3 separate regions of the Homo sapiens genome follow, and all the other regions are linked to region 1. A link is a loop called in an ENCODE intact Hi-C map of the cell type or tissue named here. Cell type or tissue: IMR-90. All regions are shown on one strand.

Evidence for each region. A loop is a pair of places that touch in the nucleus more often than their neighbours do. Peaks named below come from ENCODE experiments on the same cell type or tissue, not always from the same donor. Only the 100,000 strongest peaks of a DNase experiment are listed, where the experiment ranks them.
Region 2: it touches region 1 in a loop (4-fold over the local background); 21 of 110 quality-filtered maps call a loop at or near these places.
Region 3: a loop joins it to region 1, with 2.9 times the contacts of the local background. A loop is called at or near these places in 3 of 110 quality-filtered maps.

Annotation. Positions count from the first base shown.
Region 1 is chr18:614,766-618,765 of GRCh38, reverse strand. It overlaps CLUL1 (clusterin like 1), which reads right to left. Exons shown (of 10, transcript NM_001393344.1): 3 at 660-778. The coding sequence starts at 765. Among named protein-coding and RNA genes, the nearest start is that of CLUL1, 20 kb to the right of the region's middle. In IMR-90, a CTCF peak has its summit at 2,208 (motif pointing right); no DNase peak of the experiment used is centred here; H3K27me3 peaks cover 840 bases.
Region 2 is chr18:497,262-501,261 of GRCh38, reverse strand. COLEC12 (collectin subfamily member 12) reads left to right here and starts at 561. Exons shown (of 10, transcript NM_130386.3): 1 at 561-754. The coding sequence starts at 748. In IMR-90, no CTCF peak of the experiment used is centred here; a DNase peak (open chromatin) is centred at 1,621; H3K4me3 peaks cover 1,161 bases; H3K27me3 peaks cover 1,724 bases.
Region 3 is chr18:455,159-459,158 of GRCh38, reverse strand. The region is part of intron 2 of COLEC12 (collectin subfamily member 12); the gene reads left to right. Among named protein-coding and RNA genes, the nearest start is that of COLEC12, 44 kb to the left of the region's middle. In IMR-90, no CTCF peak of the experiment used is centred here; a DNase peak (open chromatin) is centred at 1,788; H3K27ac peaks cover 1,942 bases.

The DNA.
Region 1 (4,000 bases):
GTAATACGAGCTTCCTTAATAACTCAATGGACGTGTCTTATACACCTTTAATAAGCCCTTAGTAAGTTTAAAATTCATTGTCATTCCCTGTTCAAAATAGCCAACGTGGCCTACTGAGGAGCTCATTCTTGACTCTGATTATTACAGACCCCAAATCAGCTGCATTTTAGCTAATTTGTTCTTCTATATATTAAGTACCCAAAGTATATATCACCAAGCAAAGTTGCAAGTTAATGGCCACAGAACAACCAGATTCAACGTAATTATAACCCATTCTTTCACTAGTTTAAGAACAATTGCACAGATTACTCTAATGGTTTAAATTTTTCAAATGCTAGAAAAGTATTTCACTGTTCATTAGAGCTGTGCTGAGATGACACCAACCATCTGGATGATACAAAAAAATGCAGTGAAAAAACTGGCAAGTTGTATCTACATGATACAAACATCTGGAAAGGTGAACGCCTGCAGAGACGTGATTGGAATTTTCTATTTTTACCCAGATGTTTGGCGTCAGGATGACCTGGTTTAAGCGCCTTGAGAACGTTTCACCGTGAAAACAGCGAATATGGTTATCTCTCAACTGCGACTCACTATAAACGCCAGCAGGACAACCAACATGCAAACAGGACACAGCACAGATAAGAAACCAAACGTACTCTTCAGGTTTTCACTGATAGCAGTTTTGTCCTTCCAAGTGGGTGCGCAGTGACTGTCTTTCAACCACAGCAGACACACAATAAACACCAAGAGTGGCGGCTTCATGTTCCCGCTGTTACTGCAAAGGAAAAATAAACCCGCATCAAATGTCTTCCATTTGGTTAGTTTCTGTTGGCATCAATTGAAAACACCTGGGGCTCCAAAGCATTTTTCTGTCAATTTTTCCTTATGACTTTAGACAACTTATGCTAATGTGCCTGAGACATAAGGAAGCTTGAAATGTAAGTTAAAAAAACAAACAAATTCTAGTCCCTATTTGGTTTAAACTCTTCACGACAGTTAAAAAAGCCCGCCATGTGAAGTACTTGAAACTCAATGCAATGGAGAGGATAGATCACATCCTCTCAGAGTCCAAGCTTCATTTTGTAAACATCTCGAAACACAGAATTAATTCGAATCTGTTAGAGGGATTTTTTTCCCTCCAAAATTCTTTTTTTTTTTTTTTTTTTTGAGACGGAGTTTTGCTCTTGTTGCCCAGGCTGGAGTGCAATGGCGTGATCTCGGCCCACCGCAACCTCCACCTCCCAGGTTCAAGTGATTCTCCTGCCTCAGCCTTCCCAAGTAGCTGGGATTATAGGCATGCGCCACCAAGCCCGGTTAATTTTGTATTTTTAGTAGAGATGGAGTTTCTCCATGTGGGTCAGGCTGGTCTCGAACTACTGACCTCAGGTGATCCGCCCCCCTCGGCCTCCCAAAGTGCTGGGATTACAGGCGTGAGCCACCACACCTGGCATTTCCCTCCAAAAGTCTATGTTCTCAAGTGAGTTTTTACCTACGTGGTTCGCTATTATTTTTAAAGAAAGCAAAACCAACCACACACATTTTTCTCATACTCCTTATAAAACCCATTATGCTATGTGAATAGTGCACAGTTAAAATTTTTTCTTCTCAGTTAATGAATTTCCCTTTGAGTTTAATTCGATACACATTAGTTATAAATATTCTAAATACAGAGGTTAAAACTTTACTAAGAAAAGTTAAATAAGTTAGAATAGTCGTATGCTTTAATAAAGTTAAAACTATAAAATAAGTTAGATTATTTTAACTCCCACAAAGGGGATATTTATCTGCTTTACGTATATTTACTATTTTAAAAAGAAAACAACCACAGAAACCTCCATTATTTGATCAACATTTGGAATGTCTTTTTAATACAGTCGTAAACTAGCAACTGTACTAGTAATTATGCAGTTATCACATTTTACATACATCATTTCAACTAACTCTTCTTCTATCATTACTCTATTTACAAAACAAAACTTATTAATATAGTGTATTTACCACTAACTTTGCAATATCTCCCCAGTGAAGTTGCCACCAGCTTCTGGAAGGACCTTCGTTTTTCTCTGCTTTAATTTTCATCCGTGTCAGGGATTTAGCTGTGTCCTATCAGTTTGATGACACAGTGTTTAATCCTATTAACCCAACATTTTGAGATTTACAACTATGATCTAAAATTTGGTACTGTTCAGAAGAAAACACTAGAGGGCAGGCTGTGTACACAATTGGCAACAGTGACCTTGGGCTACCTTCCTATATACAAATGTGTTTTGATAGGACTCATTAAAACCTTAAAAATATTTTTTTAATTTTCAATTTAAAATATGTAGTTTCCTATGTAAGCAAAATTAGTCTCTTAGATTGAAAATACTATAAGCCACAATGTGAAAGTGAGTAAACTCTTAGATAAAACAGTTCGAAAAGTGTATTTACACAGTCATGTGGCATCTTTGTTTGTTTGTTTTCTCGTTTGGCATTTTTTGACTGTTAGTATATGAAGCGATATAACCAACTAAAGTGATAAAGTCTAGCATATACATAATGCAATAGATAAGTATTTTAGACCCACCGTAATTTGCTACTTGATTAGCTGAACTGAAAATGTAGCCCTTAATGATTCATTTAAAAACAACTTAGACAGCTGTTAGTCATGATAGCCAACTCTGGAATCTACACGATGGGTCTCTCTGGCAACTGAAATCTCAAGATCACCTGCGCCCTGTTTGCAAGTTTTGAGAGACTAGCCAATCCATCCTTACTATGTACTCAGCACTTGTCCAAGCAGGTCAGACCTTGACAATTCTGAACTGGGCCACCTGCCTTTTAGGCGCCCTATGACGTTGGTCCTGGTCTCTGAGCAACATGCAGTCTGGAGTTTATCTTTGCTCTGCCTGGGCACAGAGAGTGACACACATTCAAGGCCCAGCCACACCCCATGTCAGCTGCCTTGATTACCCACTAATTCCCTCTTTTAGCTGGAAAACTCTTAGCTCTCTTGGAAAACAGATCAGCTCATAGCAAAACTCGAACTATTATTATTTTAAACAGCCTAATGTCACTTATGAGCAACTACAATCCACACCTATAAACAGATGTGTCCTATCCTGAAAGATGCATGGTTGGCCAATGGAAGAGGCAGCACTTTGGGTATTTTTCTCAGGAAGAGCAGAGCAGAGTCCTGGAAAAGTTGGTCATAGGAAATTGTCCAGCTTTTACCCTGACTCTGTGCACCATTGCTCATTAGTTTACCACTGTCCAAGTTTGGGCCCGTTTGACATCAAGGCTGGCATCTGCGTGTTCTTTTTCAACAGACCCAAATTTTGTTGAAAACGGAACCAGTTTTCAGGAAGCAAAACCAATCACACACATAGAAAGATGGCTTACTTCCTAGTAGCAGATTTTTTTCTTTAATCCATGTTCCTCCTTTAAGAGCAATTTCTCAGAACAGAACTTTATTGCTAACTAGTACTAATTACTTTGAAAATATCTCGAAGCTTCCAAAAAGGCTCTTCCTCTAATTACTTCATCTGTTTTCACAGCTGCCATTTTGTTCTTAAGATTAAGCAATACTTCATGTGAATCCGGTCACTTTCATAATTATGACATCATTATGCTCAAGATTTAAGGGGATTACAAAATATTGTAGATAGCTGCTTGATAATTAAGGAGATTTAGAAGCAAAGTCATCTTAATTAAGAAAGATGGCAAGAGGATGCATGTGGCATCAACTGGAAAATAGAGGAATCAGATGGATTTCAAAATGTCAGGTTTATTGTTGCTAAGTTCAGGCTTGGACAGAGCATCTTAGATGCATGGCCATAAAGGTCTTGCTAATATGTCACCCTTGAGTTAGACTTGCCCATCCTGCCACTGGCATAGCCAGACAACCTCTGGGCTTCCAACTGGGACATTTGGCCAGGAGCAGACTAGGAAGCCTATATACTGCTCAGGCTGTGTCTTATATAGAACCAGCTCCAGGATACAATGACAGTGGTCCCTG
Region 2 (4,000 bases), 120 kb after region 1:
AATGGTGACTTCGGATTCTGGCCACTCGGGCTCTCCCTGGGTGACAGAGAGAGTGTTCCCTGCTGCTTGGTCTCCTTCAGGCGTCAACCAGCGCACGCACTTGGAAACTCTGAACCCGGAGGACGTTCTGTACCTCTCCATGCCCCAGAGCCGTTTGGGGAAGGGCCCACCTTACCCCCCGCCACCCCCGGGGCACAGCAGCTCCCCATCCTCTCGCCCAACACTTGCTAGGTAGTTTGGGGTGTAGAAGCGACCCCAGCAGCAGCGGCACCTTAGGTGCTCGCCGAAGGTGAACGCTGGACCGCCCCGGGAAGGGCTTTGCTCCCGACTTCATCCCGACGCTGGTGCAACGGGAAAAAGAGAGAGCCCGCGCGAGTGGGGCCAGGGCGCGCAGGAGAGGGCGGGCGAGAAAGTGCCCGGCGAGGGCAGGCGCGGGCCGAGGGCGGGGCGGGCGCGGGAGGGCGCGAGAGGGGCGTGGGCGCGGCCGCTCGCTCGGCCGGGTCGGGCCAGGGGGAGGGGCGCTGGGAGAGCGAGAGCGGCGCGCGCGGCAGCCCCGAGGCAGCAGAGCGCGGAGCCGGGAGCGCGGGGAGCGCGGGCCGGCGGCGGCGAGGGAGGACGGGGGCGCAGACGGCCGGCGCGCGGCGCGGCTACCATGGGCGTGCGGTGAGCAGCCGCTCGGGACGACTTCCTCGGCTGCGCGGCGCTCGCGCGGAGCTCCCCGGCCGGCGGTGCGTCCCCACGGTCACCATGAAAGGTAGGGCGGCGGCAGCTCCGCGGGGCTCTGGGCGGGGGGAACGGGCTTCGGGGCGCGCGGGAGGCCACGGAGGTGCCTCCCGCGCGAACCTTCCCTTGGGCTGCGGGCCCGGGGAGTCGGGGCTGCCAGGGCGCCGGGTTCGTGCGCGGACACTGGGGGCGCACCCGGCTCCCGGGTCAGGCGCGGCTGGAGACCTCGAGGTTGGGGTTTTGAAGCGCGCAAGTATTCCCCTCCCCATCGCGTCTTTGCAAGTAGTTTGAAGCCCTAAGTCGTTGTTTACGGATTCCCGTTTCCAACTTTTTAATTGAAAAAACCTGCCGAGGAGAGTGGAGGCATCGCCATCCCTCCCGGTCGCTTTTCCACGCCGCAGCGCTCCCCACGCTCGCCCAGTCCTCTCTCCTCCCGCCTCTAGCCGTTTCCCGGCCCGAGCGGTCCCCGCGCTGGCGGCCGGGTGTTTTCTCCGGGACTGGGGATGTTCTCCGTGCGCCCTCGCCACATCTGGCAATGATTAGGTGCCCGAGGAGTTCAGCTGGCTCGGGAAGTGCATTTGGCATCTTTCTCCATCAGATTCACCGACTGGAAAATAGTTGCCCTCGGTTCCGCGTCCCTTCCACGTGCCCGCCTTGGGGTGTGCCCACTGGTGTTTTGGGGTGACACACCTCAGCTGGTTAGTCGCCCCCTGCGCGGTGTCCTCTGCAGGCCGGTTTATGGAAGTGTCAGATGTTATCGTACTTTAGAAAGAAGCACGAGAAGGACTGCAGGGCAGCCTTCTGTTTAGTGGAAACACGGAGATTTGTCAGCGGAATCCTGATTTATGTATGAGATAAGTAACCGCAGCGGAGGCATCAAAGAGTCGTTCAGGAATGGGCCCGCGTGGTGTTTACACAAGGCTTCGTGTGAGAGTTGCTGGTTCTGTGCTAGGATAACACAGCCCTGCGTGGGTGCGAAATGCCATCTGACCGCGGTCACCCCGCTTCCAGCCGCCACAGACCTGGCGATGCAATCGCTTTGACTTCTAGGGTTGCCGTCCGAGGGAGGCGCCCGGGAAGCCCCAAGGCGCTTGGAAAGTAACTTTTGGCTCTGGAAAGTTTTTTTTCTGAAGGGCAGCTCCCGCGGAACTAACCGGAGCGATGATATCCTACCAATTCACTCCCTTTCCAAGGGCGTTAGGTGTCCACGTCGGGAGACCTCGGGAAGGGAGGTGACTGATGGCCAGGTGAAAAGTGGTCTGCCCCAGGGAAAAAGAAACAAAAGACACGATACAACTGCCTACCTAGAGAATTTCAAAATGCAGTGGCTTGCTTTCCTTCTGTCTCCATCTCAGTTTCTCTTCCCTCATTTACATTCTAGGAAATACACACATTCCTTAGCTGGCTCTGATTGAGGAGACTCCCTAGAAAGGAAAGAATTTCACATGGCTAAAAGTTATCTGGGGCTCAGTTATCATTTTAGCCAGAAGTGAATCTTCTCTGCTGGTCATTAAGACCAGTGGTTTTTAAAACTTGGGAAGATTAACCACCTACCCACTCCATCAGCTCCCACGTGGGTTCTTAAACCCTGAAACTTTTGTTATGCTTTTTACTGGGTAAAGGACCGCTATTGCACTTGAGACACTTTTCCACTTTACATTTGCACTGGAAAACATACCCAGAAGTCCTAAACACATTTTTGGAGAGATTTATGCTGCATTCTGGACCAGATGGTGGCCTACCCGCTGTGGTCTAGCGCTGCCCAGAAGCCCCATACACTTTCCGCCCCAGTCGGGGAGGTTGATGGAGGGACGGACTGGTGAATCCCCGGGTAGACTAATCATTTTGAAGCCCTCTTTTAAAAACGAAAATATTCCAGCGGGGCGCGGTGGCTCACACCTGTAATCCCAGCACTTTGGGAGGCCGAGGTGGGCAAGATCACTCGAAGTCAGGAGTTCGAGACCAGCCTGGCCAACATTGTGAAATCCTGTCTTTACTAAAAATACAAAAAATTAGCTGGGCGTGGTGGCAGGCACCTGTAATCCCAGCTACTTGAGAGGCTGAGGCAGGAGAATCACTTGAACCCAGGAGATGGAGGTTGCAGTGAGCCGAGATCGAGCCATTGCACTCCAGCCTGGGTGACAAGAGCGAGACTCCGTCTAAAAAAAAAAAAAAGAAAAAAAATATTCCATGAGAGTTTTGCCTACCAATTATTACCACGTAATCTGTATTTATTACATTTGTCTGAGTGGTGGGGTGGGGACGGGAGGGGCAGTAATAATTTTTTAGTACCTACTAAGTGCCAGCCACTGTACTATATACACTACAAACACATTGCAATTAATCCTCTCAACAGCCCTGAGAGTAGACATTTCAATCCTAACAGTATAGGTATGAAAACTGAGTCTAGAAGAAATAGGAACTGGCAACTAGGAGGATAGAGTAGGCATCTAAAGACAAGCCTTGTCAGTTACCCCGTGTGGCTTGGAAGGCCCTAAGACACCAAATAGATAACCTCTGGTGAAGATGACTGGAAAAAAAAGTGAATCTGAGACAACTAACTAGCCAAGTAACCCACAATTGGTGCTGTATCCAGGAAGAGGTGGAGCCAACCAGTTGCATGTGAGGCTTTGGAAGCCTAGACAAAAACGGAAAGCTGCTTTTACCAAGTGGAATTGTTTTGACCATTTGCCATAGGGAACCAACTAAAGATTTTCCCCGGGTTCCTGATTACATCAAATAGTTGTTAACTCCCCGTGCTTCAGAAAGCCAACATGATAGAAAGCAACGACAAGCCTTGTAAATTCTTAGAATAAACGTGTTAATCTAAAACATTCTTGGCCAGGTGCAGTGGCTCATGCCTGTAATCCCAGCACTTTGGGAGGCTGAGGCAGGCGGATCACCATATAGTGAAACCAGCCTGGCCAACATGTAATGAAACCCTGTCTCTACTAAAAAATACAAAAATTATCTGGGCCTGGTGGCGCATGCCTGTAGTCCCAGCTACTTGGGAAGCTGAGGCAGGAGAATAGCTTGAACCCGGGAGGTGGAGGTTGCAATGAGCCGAGATCGTGCCACTGCACTTCAGCGCAGGTGACAGAAGCAAGACTCTCTCAAACACACACACACACACACACACACACACACACACACACCCCATTCTTTAGCCAAATTGAAAATCAGTGGACACCATAGAAGTTAAAGAAGTTCATTTGCAAAAGCAAATATTCCTGTGCAAGTCAGATGCCTTTTTAGGGTACCAACGTGACTTTCTAAT
Region 3 (4,000 bases), 160 kb after region 1:
TCTGAGTGCCAGGTCTGGTGGCTCATGCATGTAATCCCGGCTGCTAAAGAGGCCAAGGAGGGAGGATAGCTTGAGTCCAGGAGTTCGAGACCAGCCTGGACAACACAGGGAGACCTCTCCCAGCCCCCAGTCCCCATCTCTACAGAAAATAAAAAAATTAGCCTGGAATGGTGGAGCATGTCCGTGGTCCCAGCTACTTGAAAGGCTGAGGTGGGAAGATCACTTGAGCCTGGGAGGTCAAGGCTGCAATGAACCATGATCGTGCCACTGCACTCAGCCTGGGTGACAGAGCAAGACCCTGTCTCAAAAAGAAGTTATCTGAGTACCTCCTGTGCAAAATGAGAAGTTCACGAGGTGCAGTGGTGGACCAGAAATGAAACTGGGGAAAATGGCTTCACGTGGGAGAGAGAAGTCTTGAGGAGTGATCATATAGAGACAGAATCTGTGATCCTAAGGTCTGGAAGACGACAGTTTAGATGAAGAGGTCCAAAATAACAAGGGGCTTTTGAACAGGTGGTCTGTCCAGTAGTGGGAGAAGCTACCCCATCAGGGGGTCCTCAGCTCCTAGGTCTTGAGCTGCCACCGATTCACAGAAGCGAAGGCTGCCTTCAGAAAACGGGTCTGGACAACCAGGAACAGCAGTTTGCCAATGCCTGTGGCTAGAGGAGAGGGCCAACCTGGATCGTTCAGGTGCACTTCTCCTCTCCCCTCCTCAGCCCACCCACGTGTGTTCTCAGTTGTCTGGGTAAGTCAGCAAGCTCAGCTGGGGAAAAGACAGTTGCTCTGAATTACCAGAGATCTGTGTCTGTTCAAACACAGGATTAAATTCAGTAGCAGTTAAAATGATCCTTTTGCTTTCTTAACATGAGAAGCAAAAATATGTCCTTAGTGAGATGCTCCAAGGGTATGTTAGGAAATGAGTGCTAGAGTTTCCGGTCCCTGATGAGGTCCTCTGTGAGCATTCTTAAAAATACTCATGGAAAACAGTAAAAGAACTGCAAATGGGACAAAATCAGATCACAAGTGAGCTGAACGTTTTTCTCTTTTTCCAACTTTTGGACTTGAGGTTTATCTAACATTAGAGTCCTCCTCTTGCCTGAACTTTTCTGGCAGGGTATGGCCAGTCCCTTTGCCACAAAGAAAATGCAGTGCTTCTGGCGAACCACATCTTTGTGCAGTCATAGACATGTTTATGTAACTCAGAAGAACTTATATAAATTTCCAATTCTGCAAACTTACTGTAACTGTTGGAAAACTACCTATATCCTGCCAGTAAGATACGCCGTCTCCTCAATCGTAAGCACTAAACAGTCAAGGATCCAGCTTTTGTTGGCAGTCACTTTGAAAAATGCGCAATGAAGGAGGCTTGTTTTCATTCTACTCCGCTTGGTATAGAGTGCTGCAAAGAGCAAAAAGTCGGAAACAGCTGAGACATTTTGCAACTCTTGGGACTAGGAAGCCCTTCATGGAAGAGTCTAGTGAGCTTCATTTACACCTCATTTTAAGTAAATAAACACCAGGCTTTGTGGGCATCCATTTCGCAACTGCTCATCAAACTCCACCAAAAGATCGTTTACAGATTTTAACAGTTGTGTCCTCTTTTCGCAGAGATGGGGGAAGCTCTAATCAACATGATTTGGGTCCACTTTTGGGATATGTGTGCTTTGCTTCAATACTGTACTTGCCTTCATCAGCTCCAGCATGTGACATGGACATTCTTCAAGGCAGGGTTAAAAACATCTGCAGCCTAGAAATCAGCAGAGCTCCCCAGGGAGGGTGTTAAATCCAGAGTGTGCTGATCTGTTTCCTGTCTTTGTTATGATTTCTTCACTGTAACTGAATCTCCTTCGGCGCTGCAGTGCCTGGGTACTCTGTGCAGCTGTGTCAGCAGGCCGAGGACTGTTGGCTTAGGGGGCTCCGTTCCCATTTACACGGCTCGCGTCCATAATCCCAGTCAGGCCTGTTCGTTCACAGGGTAAGCTGCTCCTTGTCAGCAGATCGGCAGGCCTCACTGTGCAGCCATGCTGTTACATGTAATCTAATTAAGATTAATTAAGAGGAAGAGCAGTTACCTGGCTGCACTGATCCTTGCCAAGAGAAAACCCTCGGGAATGTGAACAAACCACCATCCTAACAAAATGCCGTGAAAATGCTGCGGAAAAGCAGTAAAATACTGTCTTTAAGACCTGCGAGCCGAGAAGTGGGAGGGCTGGCACTTCACCAAGGAGACAGAGTACGGGGCTCAGGGTCCTCAGGTATATAGGCATTCCTGCCTGGCTCTTCCTTACCACCCGGATTTTGTTTTTGCTTTCTGGGTAGAGCTCTGATGTTGCCAAACAGCCTGTGCTCCTCGTGAACAATCTCTCCAGACTCAAAATAGCGAGCAGCCAAGGGGCTGCCACTGCTTGCGGTCCACAGCTCAGTCAGCGGGCTGCTCTTTGTTGGAGAAGAAAATACGCCTTCTGGAAATCTTACAGGTTACATCGTTTATTCTCAAAACACAACATCAGCTGCCAGTGGGTTTCCAGTAAGCTGCAAGAGCATTTAACCCAAATGGGTTTGTGACCTTCCTAAGCGGAGGTGTGGGAAGGCTCTAGTGAAGTGTGGTGAACAGATCGTCGGTAACGCAGAAGTCATCCTGCTGTTCCGGCACTGGAGGCAGAGCCCGGCCAACTGAGTATTTCTCCAGAGGATGTTTCTGGGCGGCCTTTCCCTCCTTGTGTAAAGCGTCTCATCTGTGTGGGCCTGGTTTATGAGTACAAGTTGCTCACGGCACATGATTGGCCCTAACTCCCCAGTGCTTTCTGGCACTCTTAAACCAGCGAGGGGTTTGTGTTTTGTATGAAGGTTGTGGAACTAGAGACAGCATAGCACCAAGAACTATTTTTGGTCTTCATTGAGAACTCAGACTGGGCATAGTAGCTACAGTGTGCCTGTTGGGTTTTAATGCTGTCATGCCTACCTCTGTGAGACAGGATAAAGGTGGAAGTCAAATGTTTTTCTCCATTCTTTGCCTAAGATCAATTCAGAAAAGTAGTAAAATGCTCCATAGAAGGTACTGCAAGACCCTCTTAAACCAGCCAGCCTCCCACCACGTGCTTTGTCCTACCACCTGAGGGCTGACGTGGTCTGATTTCATACCCTGCCTGGGTTGTGCTTGATACACTTAACTATTGTGTCAGTTAAAGTGTGCTGTGCTGAGCACTATTTACAATAGCAAAGAACTATTTACAACCCAAATGCCCATGAATGGGCAAAGAAAATGTGCAAATGGGCAAAGAAAACGTGACACATATACACCACAGAATACTATGCAGCCGTAAAAAAGAATGAGATCATGTCTTTGCAGGGACATGGACGAAGCTGGAAGCCATCATTCTCAGCAAACTAACACAGGAACAGAAAACCAAACACTGCATGTTCTCACTCATAAGTGGGAGTTGAACAATGAGAACACATGGACACAGGGAGGGGAATGTCACACACCCAGGCCTGTCAGGGGAGGGGGGGGCAAAGGGAGGGGGAGCATTAGGACAAATACCTAATGCATGCAGGGCCTAAAACCTAGATGATGGGTTGATGGGTGCAGCAAACCACCATGGCACATGTATACCTATGTAACAAACCTGTACATTCTGCACATGTATCCCAGAACTTAAAGTAAAACACTGGCTAACATGGTGAAACCCCGTCTCTACTAAAAAATACAAAAAATTAGCCAGGCATGGTGGCGGGCACCTGTAGTCCCAGCTACTCAGGAGGTTGAGGCAGGAGAATGGCATGAACCCGGGAGGCGGAGCTTACAGTGAGCTGAGATTGTGCCACTGCACTCCAGCCTGGGTGACAGAGTGAAACTCTGTCTCAAAAAAAAAAAAAAAAAGCGTAAAATAAAACAAAACAAAAATAAATAAAGTATGCTGTGCTGTTTTTACCACATTATAGCATCACAATGCCTTTCATTTCTATTTATCTCCCAGTGTAACTTTCCGCTTAGCCACAA